Regions from separate parts of the Homo sapiens genome. Here region 2 is linked to region 1. A link is a loop called in an ENCODE intact Hi-C map of the cell type or tissue named here. Cell type or tissue: Calu3. All regions are shown on one strand. Links, peaks and the distances in the headings refer to the core of each region. The heading gives the core; the rest is flanking DNA.

Region 1 (5,744 bases), core at 237-5,236:
TTGTCCGTTGAAGCCTGGACTGGTCTTTTGCAGGCAGATTGGTCTAGAAATTTTTCAATAATAAATAAGGAATGGTAAGTTGTGCTCTTTGTCATCTCAAGTGAAACTGCTTTGCAAGTTTTAATTGTATTATTCAAATAACTGGAATAAATACATAATTATATGATCTAAGTCTATAATACTAGCTGGATAGGTCACAGGATAGCATCTTTCTAGATATGACAAACAGGTGGGACTGCACTTCCTGGTAACTATCAACTGTTTCTTTGCTTGCCAAAGAAACACAGATTCTGGAATGTGCCAGGAGAGGGTCTCAATGCAAAGTATATTTTTCTGAGACAGGGTCTCACTCTGTCTTCCAGGCTGGAGTCCAGTGGTGTGATCATGGCTTACTGTAGCCTTGACCTCACGGGCTCAAATGATCCTCCTGCCTCCACCTCCCCAGTGGCTGGGACTACAGGCGCTCACCACCATGTCTGGCTAATTTTTTGAATGTTTTGTAGAGATGGGGTTTTTCTATGTTGCCCAGGCTGGTCTTGAACTCCTGGCCTCAAGCAATCTGCTCACCTCAGCCTCTCATAGTGCTGGGATTACAGACATGAGCCACCATACCCAGGGCAAAATATATTTTTCTTTATACTTGGTGGGCTATTCCTCGAAGGCAGAATTTCCCAAAGTACACTGTATGTGATATTAGCTTTTGGTCTGGTCAAGAGTGAAAGGGAACAATGATACCTATAAAATAGAGGACAAAGTATAACCTGTAATAAAAGAACGACAGCAGAGCAGATGGACTAAGGAAATACAAAAGGAGGTACTCAGGAGCCACTTAAGAAATTTTAACAATAACTTTTCTTCCTTTGAGAAATTTGACAATACACAAATTTAGCCTTGGCTTTATTATTCCTTGCAAGTTGTATTTTAGGACAGTGTTAGACACACCATAATTTCAAAAGCAGAGATCGTAGAAACACAATTCTTATCAAGATTAATAAGCTAACTTTTCCAACAATGTTGTCCCTATTTCCATTTTATAAACATAAAAAGTTTGACCTTGTATAGGCAGTCTGAAATTCTTTTAAAAAACTGAGTATAAATAAATTTCATAAATGTGATAGTGGTCTATTTTGTTTAAAAAACATTAAAGAAATATTACACATTACAACATTACCAATTAACACTTTAATTTACTCATCTGCAATTTCTGAGACATTATTTATTGAAAATTAATAGGCTGACAAAAAGCAGAACCAATACGCAGCAGGCACAACCAGTGACAAATCTGAATGAATACTGATCAATCCAATTAATACCTGGGAAACTAAAATTAAATTAGTAAAATGCCTACTTGAGCTGGTTTATATAAGTTGGATAAGGTTATTTGGAATTCATCAATATCTGTTTTTCTTACAAATCATGCGCTTATTTTTAGTGTCTGTCCTTAGGCCACTGAAGAAATGGAAGTGGCCATGTGAATCGTGAAGCATGCATTGAATGTATGCATGGGCAAGCGATTAGGAGAAACTGTCTTATTGTGGAAGGAAAGCACATGAAGTGCTTGTCAAACTTCATGAGACATTGCACCTAGAATGGTAGAAGATGCTGGTATTAGGATTTTATTGGAGTAATTTCAAGTCACATACTTGATTGGCTCTAATTCAATGAGTCTGATCTATCATTTAGTTTCCTTGGACTTGAGATAAATGACTTATGGTGTGTTCGAAGGTTTTGGTCATGGTTGTGCTTCCAAACATAAATAACACTGCATGGAAGCTTTTCTTGAAGTTTGATTTTATATCACTTCATTCCTGAGCATTAACTAGATCTCTCTTACCCTTATGCTTAAAGCCTCCTTCTTCTGGGTTATGGATGATAAGACACATCACGATGGGAGGCCTGCTAGCTTCTGATCAGTTACTAAGAAAATTGATGTGTTTTAGTAGAAGGAGCATGGAGTTTCTTTCTCTTTGACTTAACTCAGACTGGGCCCCTCTCAGTCCTCTTTCTGACAAGGCTCTAATCTTGGGCTCTGCCCTTGGTCCAGTTATTCCAGTTTTAGCAAGAAGCCTGCTGAGTCAGTTTAGCAAAAATCCCCTACCCTCAGTCTGACCACCCTTGATACTGAATCACCCAGGCCTGCCTTCAGCAAAAATCCTGTGAGGTCACTTTAATACAATTGCCCTTCCTCTTAGTAATTTTCCATCCTCTGATACCCTACCCTGCTCCTTGGCTATAAATCCCCACTTTTCCTTATTGTTTTTGGACCTGAGCCCAGTCTCTCTCTCCTTCTATAATACAAAGCCCCATTGTGGTAGTCCTTCTTGGATGAAGTCTTCCTTACCATCTTTAATAAGTGTCACCAATAATTTTTCCTTTAATAAAAGCAAGGCATATTTCCACGGTGAGGCTGCCAGCTTCTGATTAGTTACTGAGAAAATCAGTGTGTTTTAGTAGAAAGAACATAAAGTTTGTGGTTCTAAGAACTGAACATACAAACTTTTCAATTAGGCAAGTCACTTAACTAGAGCTTCAGGTTTCTTGTGCGTAAATTTGGGCTAATGGTAACATTCTTCCAGGTTTTGTAAGGATTAAAGTCATGCATATAAAATTTCTTTGTAAACTGGGAAGTAAGTCATACATTTTTGTTACTGTTAGTTAAAGCACTTTAACTTGCTTATCACTCATAGACATTTACAGATCACATACTTCAAGATAAAATACGTTGCTTAAAGTCAACTAATGCAATACCCAAATTAAATTTAAACGTAACCCTCAATATTTCAAATACTTGAACACATTATTGAATTATATGTTATAGAAGCAAGAAAAAGAATCAACCTATTGGTGAAATGTGAGATGCAGGGTTACAGTTCGTTTCTCTCTTTTTTTTTTTTTTTTGAGATGGAGTCTCCCTCTGTCGTCTGGGCTGAAGTATGGTGGTGCGATCTCGGCTCACTGCAACCTCTGCCTCCTAGGTTCAAGCAATTCTCCTGTCTTAGCCTCCTGAATAGCTGGGATTACAGGCACACGCCATGACACTCAGTTAATTTTTGTATTTTTAGTAGAGATGGGGTTTCACCATGTTGGTCAGGCTGGTCTTGAACTCCTGACCCCAGGTGATCCACCTGCCTTAGCCTCTCAAAGTGCTGGGATTACAGGAGGGAGCCACCACGCCAGGCCTAGAGTTTGTTTCTACATCTTAACAAAATAGTTGCTAAATCCAGGAAGGCCCAAGGAGAGGAGTCATCTCACTGTGAGCACCTTTTTTGGAAATGGCACAAAATGCTCAGAATTTATATAGTTTTATAAAAGCTTAATGATTTAAAACTTTGCCATAGTTGATAAACAGCCATATTTATAGACTTCTCCTCTGGCATTTAACCTATTTCCTTTTTCCTCCCCCCTGCAAAAGAAGATATTTAGTGGTTTTTAAGAGGTTCCCCTGGTTGAAATCTTCTGTACAATACTTGCTTAATGAGCTCATTAACAACTGTTACTGAGAATTAATGAATCAAATCACAGTGGTAATCACCATATTGCAAATCACTGTGTTGTATTAGGTTATGATGGAGCCATACATTTTACAGTGATGACTTTCATACAATGAAGGCATCTGAACAGATTGTATCTTAGGTCTCATTGAAAGAACTTGATCATGTTTGGGGTATAGGAAAGCTTTTTGGAATTCCCTAAGCAGGAAGCAACAAAAGATTCTATTAGTAGAATATTATTCCATTATGCACATAGAGCATTTTGATTTTAAGTAATTATTCAGAGTGCTTTTGAAATCTATGTGAGTTTTATGTATTTGTCATAATCCAAACATATAGAAATCTCGCCATCTAATCAGGCATCTGCTTTAACATGATTTGCAGCAGAATAGCGAATAAAACATAAATGGCTACTGCAAGGGGATTTTTGTTTTCAGAATTGGCTGTACTGCCAGATAGCTTTCAGTTCAGAATATTTAAAAAAATCAATTTTTGCATTTAAGATAGTTCCTGAACTTTTAGTCTTGAGTTTCGAATTCTGTTAGAGAGTGCTCTAATAACGATGAGTTATCTCAATAAAACTGTTATAAAAATGAATTGATGATTATGATTCTGTTATATAAGCAGCAAATAATGTGTTGCCATATGCTAATATTGAAATTATAGGTATAAATAATTATCTGGTGTAGTAGATTTTTAAAATATATAGTTAAAAAAAGAATTACTCATTAGCCTTATTAAGTTACAACATTTTTCTTTTGCTATATAGCTTCATGGTTCAAGCATTTAAGAAGGTAATTCAAAATGATTTATTGGTTTCATATGGGAAAAATGGCTGATTGAATTAAAATATTTTTCCTTAATTAATGTACACAAACCAGGTATGCAGGTTAAATGGTGTTATATAAAGGAATTTTATCAAATTCAGAATATTTTAAGCAAATTTAACATTTATAATTTATTCTAATAAACAAATACTATTATATAATAACAACTGCACAGAACGCTGGATCTCAACTTGAATTTACTGGGAAAGACCCAAGTACAAAAAAGTTTTCCAATTGAAGGTTAATTCATTTTAGTGGCTAAAATTCTTATCTGCACAGGTTTTTAAACAACTATGCTTTTATATAGATACAAATATTACTTCTAGGAATATGTTCAGTATTATTTGATTTAATTTATTGTGAATATGTGTCAGTTTTTCTCCATCTTTACTCAACACAAATTAACTTAGCCACTGCCTTCTAAACACACTGTGGATATCTTTTCCAGGGAGCAGAGTGTAGAAGATGGGTAGAGGTTATGGAGTCACATTACTGGAATTCAAATGCCAGTTCTACCATTTACTTCCTGTGTAACCCAGGGCAAGTTAATGAATTTCTCTATGCCTCAGTTTCTTCACCTACAAAGAATTAGACTTTTTCTCAGTGAGATTTATGTAGAGAAAATGAGCCAATATAGATTTACTGTTTGAACATACTCAATGTTAAATAAGTGTTCAATAAATGCTAGTTGTAACAAAAGGAATGAGAAGCTAGTATATGGCAATATTATGCCTATTACATTGTTGCTAATTCTTACAAGAATGCTGTAAAGTAGGAAGTATCCCATTTGACAGATGTAGAAACTGAGTTTCAGAAAGAGTAATAATTTGTTCATAGTTGCTCACTGTCACAGGTGCTGAAAGTCAGAGCAGGGATTCAAAACAAGGTGCGTTCAAAGTTTCTTCACTTTCTTCTAGTGGTTTTGAACTCTGGCTGCATATTAGAATCATCTGGAGAGATTTTAAAAGCAACTGATGCAAGCTTATGGTTTCAGCTCCAACATGGAAAGAGCTTGGATAATACCACTCCAATCTTAACAACAAGCAAAATCTGAATAAACCAAAAGTCAATGACTTTCTCGAGGTTACAGGGCAAACCATCACCCTGAAATCTGGAGAGACAGGCAAATCCAGTGAGTTGCAGCTAAGATCCACTTACCTGAAGCAGAAGCACTTGGAGCCCATAAATGTCAGGAATGCTGCTATGATTTGAATGTGTCCCCCAAAGTTTATGTGTTGAAAACTCACTACCCAATGCCACAGTGTTAAAAGGTAGGACCTTTAAAAGGTGATTAAATCATGAGGGCTCTGCCCTCAAGAATGAATTAATGTCAGTATCTTGGGAATGGGTTCATTATCATGAGAGTGGGTTTATTATAAAAGTGAGTTCAGCCCTCTCTTGTCTTTCTCTCTGTCTTGCACACTCT
Region 2 (5,744 bases), core at 194-5,193, 100 kb after region 1:
GATGGAAAACGCTTCCTGAGAGCTTCAGTTAAAACACTGTAACAAATGTTTCAGCAGATCTCAAATATTGTAATTTATCACGTTTATCCCCCGAAGAAATCTGCAATAAAATCCCAGCGTGTGCAAGATAAATGCGCTGGAGCGCACAGGGCAGTGATGAAGAGCACGGGCTCCCGCGTCAGGCACACCTGGGCTTAAATCTTGCCTCAGCAGCTCACCAGCGGTGTGACTCTGAGCTCATTTTCCCCTCTGAGCCTCAGTGTCCCCGTCGGTTAAGTATGGCTAACAATATCTCCTTGGACACATTTGTTTTGGGGAAATAATTAGGTTGAGTGAGTAACATGTTTGGTGCAGTGCAGAGAGGGTAAGCACTCCTGCAGCCTTGCAAAGGCACCACTAACAGTGGCAGCGATGGTGTCACGGTGACATGAAGATAGTGACCATCACCATCATCATTGTCCTACATCATTGTCCACATCAGCCATTGTCCTACATTGGCTCAACTTTGTTGCAACAATCCAGCTCCACGCAGACTCTTCTGTGAAGAAAGCTTCCCTGACCTGCAGAGAGCATCTGGTCCTCTGCAGAAAGCTCTCGATTTAGCTTCATTTTATATTTGAATTTGGTTCATGTTGCCTCCTCACTATTGCTAAGTGCTGTGCTCTTAGCACCTAGAGCTGAGGCTGACAAAAGTATCAACCAGCAAGAGCAGCTTTCAGGAAAATACTGAATCATAGTTTACAGAATGATAAATGAACAATAATTATTAACAATGATGAAACTTACAATAGACTCTAAAAACCCTTATGCATCTGTTTCTGCAATCAGGATATGCCGAGCAGCGGAAACAGGGCACACTTCTCCTTAGACAGTATTTGAATTAAGTTACAGCTAAGTCATTCATTCTGCTCTTTAAGGTGAATTTCACTGATTTCATCCAGCAAATATTTTTCTCACAGAAAGCAGAACTTATTTTCTTAATAAAAACACAATTGTTGGGAAGAAAAGAACTGGAGCATGTAGTAAACACACAGTTTGAGAAAGATGGAAACAGAAGTGGAAATTCTCCCTCGCCCAGATGCCGGTCATCTGAGCATGTTCAGCTGAACTTTATTTATTATGTCACAATCATATTCTTGAAAATGAGGTGGCAGTGACTATGAGAAGAAACAGGACATAGGATATGCTGTGAAGGCAGAAATGTCCGATGGTGACCACAGATTATGCAGGGACTAAATAACAGCAATGAATCATCTGAGCAGAATAAGGACACACCCTCCTAGCCACCCACCCTCCACATTCTACTTTCCTGAATTTAATAAATTGGAGTGAAAAATTGAATTCTAAATGCTACACCACAATAAAGACAAATCACTCAAGACAAAATGAAAATACAGAAAATCAGAAAACCAAACCTATTTATTGAGGATCTCAACTCTGCCTGCATAACAGAACTATCTAGGTATTTCTGAAAAACAATGTCCTATGCCTGAGGTTCACCCCAAGAGTTTCTGACCCCCAGGTAATTCTAGGGTGTAGTGGCAGTTGAGGACCATGGTCTTAAGTCCTTTATGATAAATCACTAGTTAGTACTGATGGACTGACTTATGAGGAAATATATACTTTTCTTAGTCATAACAGAGACTTTCCTGTTTTAATATATTAATGTTCTAAGCAACAAGGAAAAACAGATTATGTATTCTCCTATCAAGATAAAGATTTTAAAGAATAAATTTCACCTGAAAAAAATCATCTTTTTAAAAGTAGATAAATGAGTGTATGGGAGGTGGGGGAGAAGTTTGGGGTTGCCATATCAGAACCTCCTACAGAATTTTTCTGAGTACAAATCTGTGGCACCATCCTTTCCCCTAAAAGGCCAAGTTGAATCTCACTGGCAGCTTCAGCCCATGTGTGATTTTGAAACCTGGGTCACCTTACTAGCTCTACATTCATTTGTGTTCCTCAGCTGACTCGGATCTTGTTTGTATCTTCCCTAGAATGCTGAAGCCCTGATGGAAGATGAATAGAAACCGGACACTCCCACAGAGGGCTGGTTAGCTGGTGCACCATCCCATTTGCTCTTGGACTCTGCTCACTTCACCTCTCGGTGTGACTTTGCGATGGCTGGAGCTGTGCCAGGCCTGCTACCCCTGGACACCTGATGATATCAAGAGGACTAAGGGCCCCTGAAATTTCAGAAATGCTGAATCCGTGGCAAAAGAGATGTTATTGGTGCCCTGAGTTCTTGTAATCTCCAAGGAGAGAAATCAAGAGGGATCACCAGACATAGCAGCCAAAAAGAAAGAGAAAAATTTATTTTAGCTTGTGTGCAAGGAAGTCAGCACTGCAAAAGGAAAAGGTGGGTTGCTCCCCAAGGGCAGTATGTGGGTTAGTTTTACAGGGACTTTCTATAGAAAAGGATTTTGTCAGAGCCTGAATAGGAGGGGTTTGTCTAGAGCTTGTGCAGTGGTTTTACATGCTTCTTCATACATCACAAATAACATGAGCATTTTAAATCTCCACTGCTGGGCATGATTTTTAGCATTAAAATGAGGCAAGGGTAACTATAAGTTAAAGTTTAAGTCTAACTGCACACGCAGAACTTCATGGTAGGCCCTAGCCCCCTGAAGTAGGAACTCGTGGTGGTTAATAACTTCTTGGGTCTTGTTGTTAATCAGCTGGAAGTTAGGTAAGGTGCAGCATGAATAAGGGGCTTTTGTTCTTTTTCTCGAAACCACCTCAAAACAGGAAATCAGCCAGCCTGTCTGTCTCAGAAAGACCAATAGGTGTGAATTAATCTTTAACCAAAATATCCTGGGCTCCAAGGCAATTTGGGGGTGTAAATACACCCCCAAATCTTCTATTAATTTCTTAAATAGATTATGAGGCAATCCAATGATTCACAGATTTACCTTTGCCTATCCACTGAGTGAACTTTAAGAGAACTGTAAGTTGTTTTTCCAGTAGGTTTATCTGCTAGAGCAGATGAAATCTGTTCTTATTCATTGCAGGCCTCCTGAGATCCTAGTTCCTAAATTTTTAGCAGACTCTTCCACCTCTCTATTGAAGGGTGTGAAGTATCTTCCCTGTACTCAAAATAGCTACTGATTGATTGTTCAGTCATTTACATATAAAAATAAGACTCTGTTTTCTTCCTCAGCAACAAGGAACTCTCTAATTCCTATCTGACAGTTCACAGAGATGTGGTGAGTAAGTACAAGTAGGTCTTCGACAAAATTTCTTGCAAATACTCTATTGGTCAAGTCCTTGTAGAATCAACTAGGAAAGTACAGTGCCTATGTTAGGTTTTTAATCTGTCAACATGCTATAGCTTTATTTGATGAAAGACTGCTCCATGCTGTGTAACCAGTAAAATATGAATTATAGGTAATCATCTCATCAGAGTTGAATTCTTTACATTTAAAAAATATGAATCCTACCTTAAGGAAAGCTTCTATTTTCAAAGTGGAATCTTTCTAAATACTCTTGGAACTGGAGTTATTTTCAAGTGCCCTAGAGAAAGCAAACAGCTGTTGAATCCTACACAGAACTAAGAGTTCAAAAATCAGTGCTTAGACTTTCCATTTCAGCCCAGCAGGGTCACCCAAGTGACATTTCTGGGGAACAGAATCAACTTCCAGTAAATTAGCAAACATACACCACAAATGGAAATATTCAATTGAATATTTATAAGAAATAAAAAATTGAAGGTGTATGGAAAAGAGAATCACTTTTTATTATTGAAATGTCTAATGCTTCAAGCTAATAGTTTAAACTGAAAATCAGGATGTTATTGGGAAAGGAATGCAATTAACATTTTATGAGTAACTGTGTGGTGGTGTTTGTTATTGTTAAAGGAAAAAAAAAGCAAATACTTCCCAAGTACACTTTGTTTATTTCAATTCCTAGCGGCAGAGATTTTAAGGGTGTTTACTGGTGTAATGGGAAGAGCACTGGACTAGGAGCCAGGAAACCTGAGTTTGGCCAGTGATCTTTTGGCCTTGATTTTCTTTTCTGTAAAATGAGAAAGAGGGCTAGGCTAGTCGTTTCTGGCACATGTCTGGCCACATGACAAACCTCTTCCTCAAAGATTATGACTCAGTAGGTCTGGGAGACCCGCTTCTGGCATACTGAGATTAGATCCCACAAGCACATCATTTAGCTTATGTGGAACTAATGGATGGATCAAAACATTGAAAGATAAGCAGTGTTTATTCTAAGGGAGAAAGGGAAGGAGACTTGCCGGAAATCATGGAAGCTGAGATGTCATATTAAAAGAAGCAATAGAAAGAATCTTTGAGCCAAAGTTATCAAAAATACAGGCATTTCCATTGTGCATTTGTGGAAGAAAGACACACCATGATTTGAAAGTTTCTGATGTGATTCAAGGATGCCTATGAGGAGGCAAGTAAGCGGCACCACTGTTTGCACTCTGACTCCCTTTTTACCCAGTGCATCTCTGCTTAGTCTGTTTTAAATGCCACAGTTCAGTGGCTGAAACATGATTGAGCTGTATATTCTAACACTATGTCCTGGAAACTGGTGAATCTGTATTTGTTCCCAATTTCTGTATCTGTTAATGCCACCATCTTTCTCCTTATACACACTTTTATTAGGTTGGTGCAAAAGCAATTGTGGTTTTTGCCATTAATAAAAGCCCATGTCCAGTTATGACCTAGCTTGTCAATTCCTTTATATTTCATCTCAGATTTATCTCAGTCGTTCACCTCCCATAGCCACTTCCTGATCACAATCATCTAAATTACTGCAATGCCCTTTTGCCTAGTCTCTGAGTCTCCATTTTATTTCTTCTTCAATTCTTCCTTCAGCACTTCTTAAATTAACCTTTCTGTTTCACAGTTCTCATCCTGTTATTCGCTTTCACAGAATCATATACTTTTGGTTAATTGTCTCTGTAATGGTGTCAAAATTCCTTAGATAGAGTCGGAAGGTTCTCAATAATTCAAACCCACTTAGCATTATAAATTATTTTATTCTGTTTTTCTGTTTGTAGCGTACGATTGAGCCAAACTAGAATTGTTCTTACATCACGTGAATGAGCCCGTATGTCTTTTATCTGATTTGCCCTACTCTTTCACATTTCCTATTGAATCTCTGTCTATTTTCATTTACTGAAAGAATAACAGAAGAGATAAAACTACATAATCCTATTTCCCAGCACAATTATTTCAATTTTTATGTAGAACTTTTACTTTTACATATGCATATGTATTTTCATAAATGCAGTCAATTTTATGTATATTTTTGCATTCTCATTATAAGCCCTTTCCATTTAGCTACATAATTTTCATTTTTAATAGTTGCATAATTTTCCATACAGCAGCTGTGCCATAATTCAGGTAAACATTTTTCTATCGATGGCCATTCTGGGTGTTTCTAATTTTTAGCTATTATAAATAGTACTGCAAATTTTAGCTATTATAAATAATGCTGCAATTAATAGCTCCATGTATAACATTCTGTTTGGGGTTTATTACCTTTGGATAACTTTCCAGGAGTGGATTTTACTAGGCCAAAGATATAAAATTTTTATGGCTTTTTGATGTACACTGACAAATTATTTTCCAAAAAGTTTATACCGATTTATACTGCCACCAATAATGTATATGAGTGTACTATTTTTACTACAAACTTGCTGACTCAAAACAGAACTATACCTCACTAATATATTATTTTTTCATATTTTTAGTACATGTGTTAGGAAATGTAATGCTTAAATTTTA

The links. A loop is a pair of places that touch in the nucleus more often than their neighbours do. Peaks named below come from ENCODE experiments on the same cell type or tissue, not always from the same donor. Only the 100,000 strongest peaks of a DNase experiment are listed, where the experiment ranks them.
Region 2: it touches region 1 in a loop (4-fold over the local background); 2 of 110 quality-filtered maps call a loop at or near these places.

What each region holds. Positions count from the first base shown.
Region 1 is chr6:155,780,392-155,786,135 of GRCh38, forward strand. No RefSeq gene overlaps it. Among named protein-coding and RNA genes, the nearest start is that of MIR1202, 160 kb to the right of the region's middle. In Calu3, for the core only: no CTCF peak of the experiment used is centred there; a DNase peak (open chromatin) is centred at 2,150.
Region 2 is chr6:155,879,948-155,885,691 of GRCh38, forward strand. LOC105378072 (a long non-coding RNA gene) reads left to right here. Exons shown (of 3, transcript XR_001744424.2): 3 at 1,998-4,676. All of the region lies in intron 4 of LOC101928923 (a long non-coding RNA gene), which reads right to left. Among named protein-coding and RNA genes, the nearest start is that of MIR1202, 64 kb to the right of the region's middle. In Calu3, for the core only: no CTCF peak of the experiment used is centred there; a DNase peak (open chromatin) is centred at 2,114.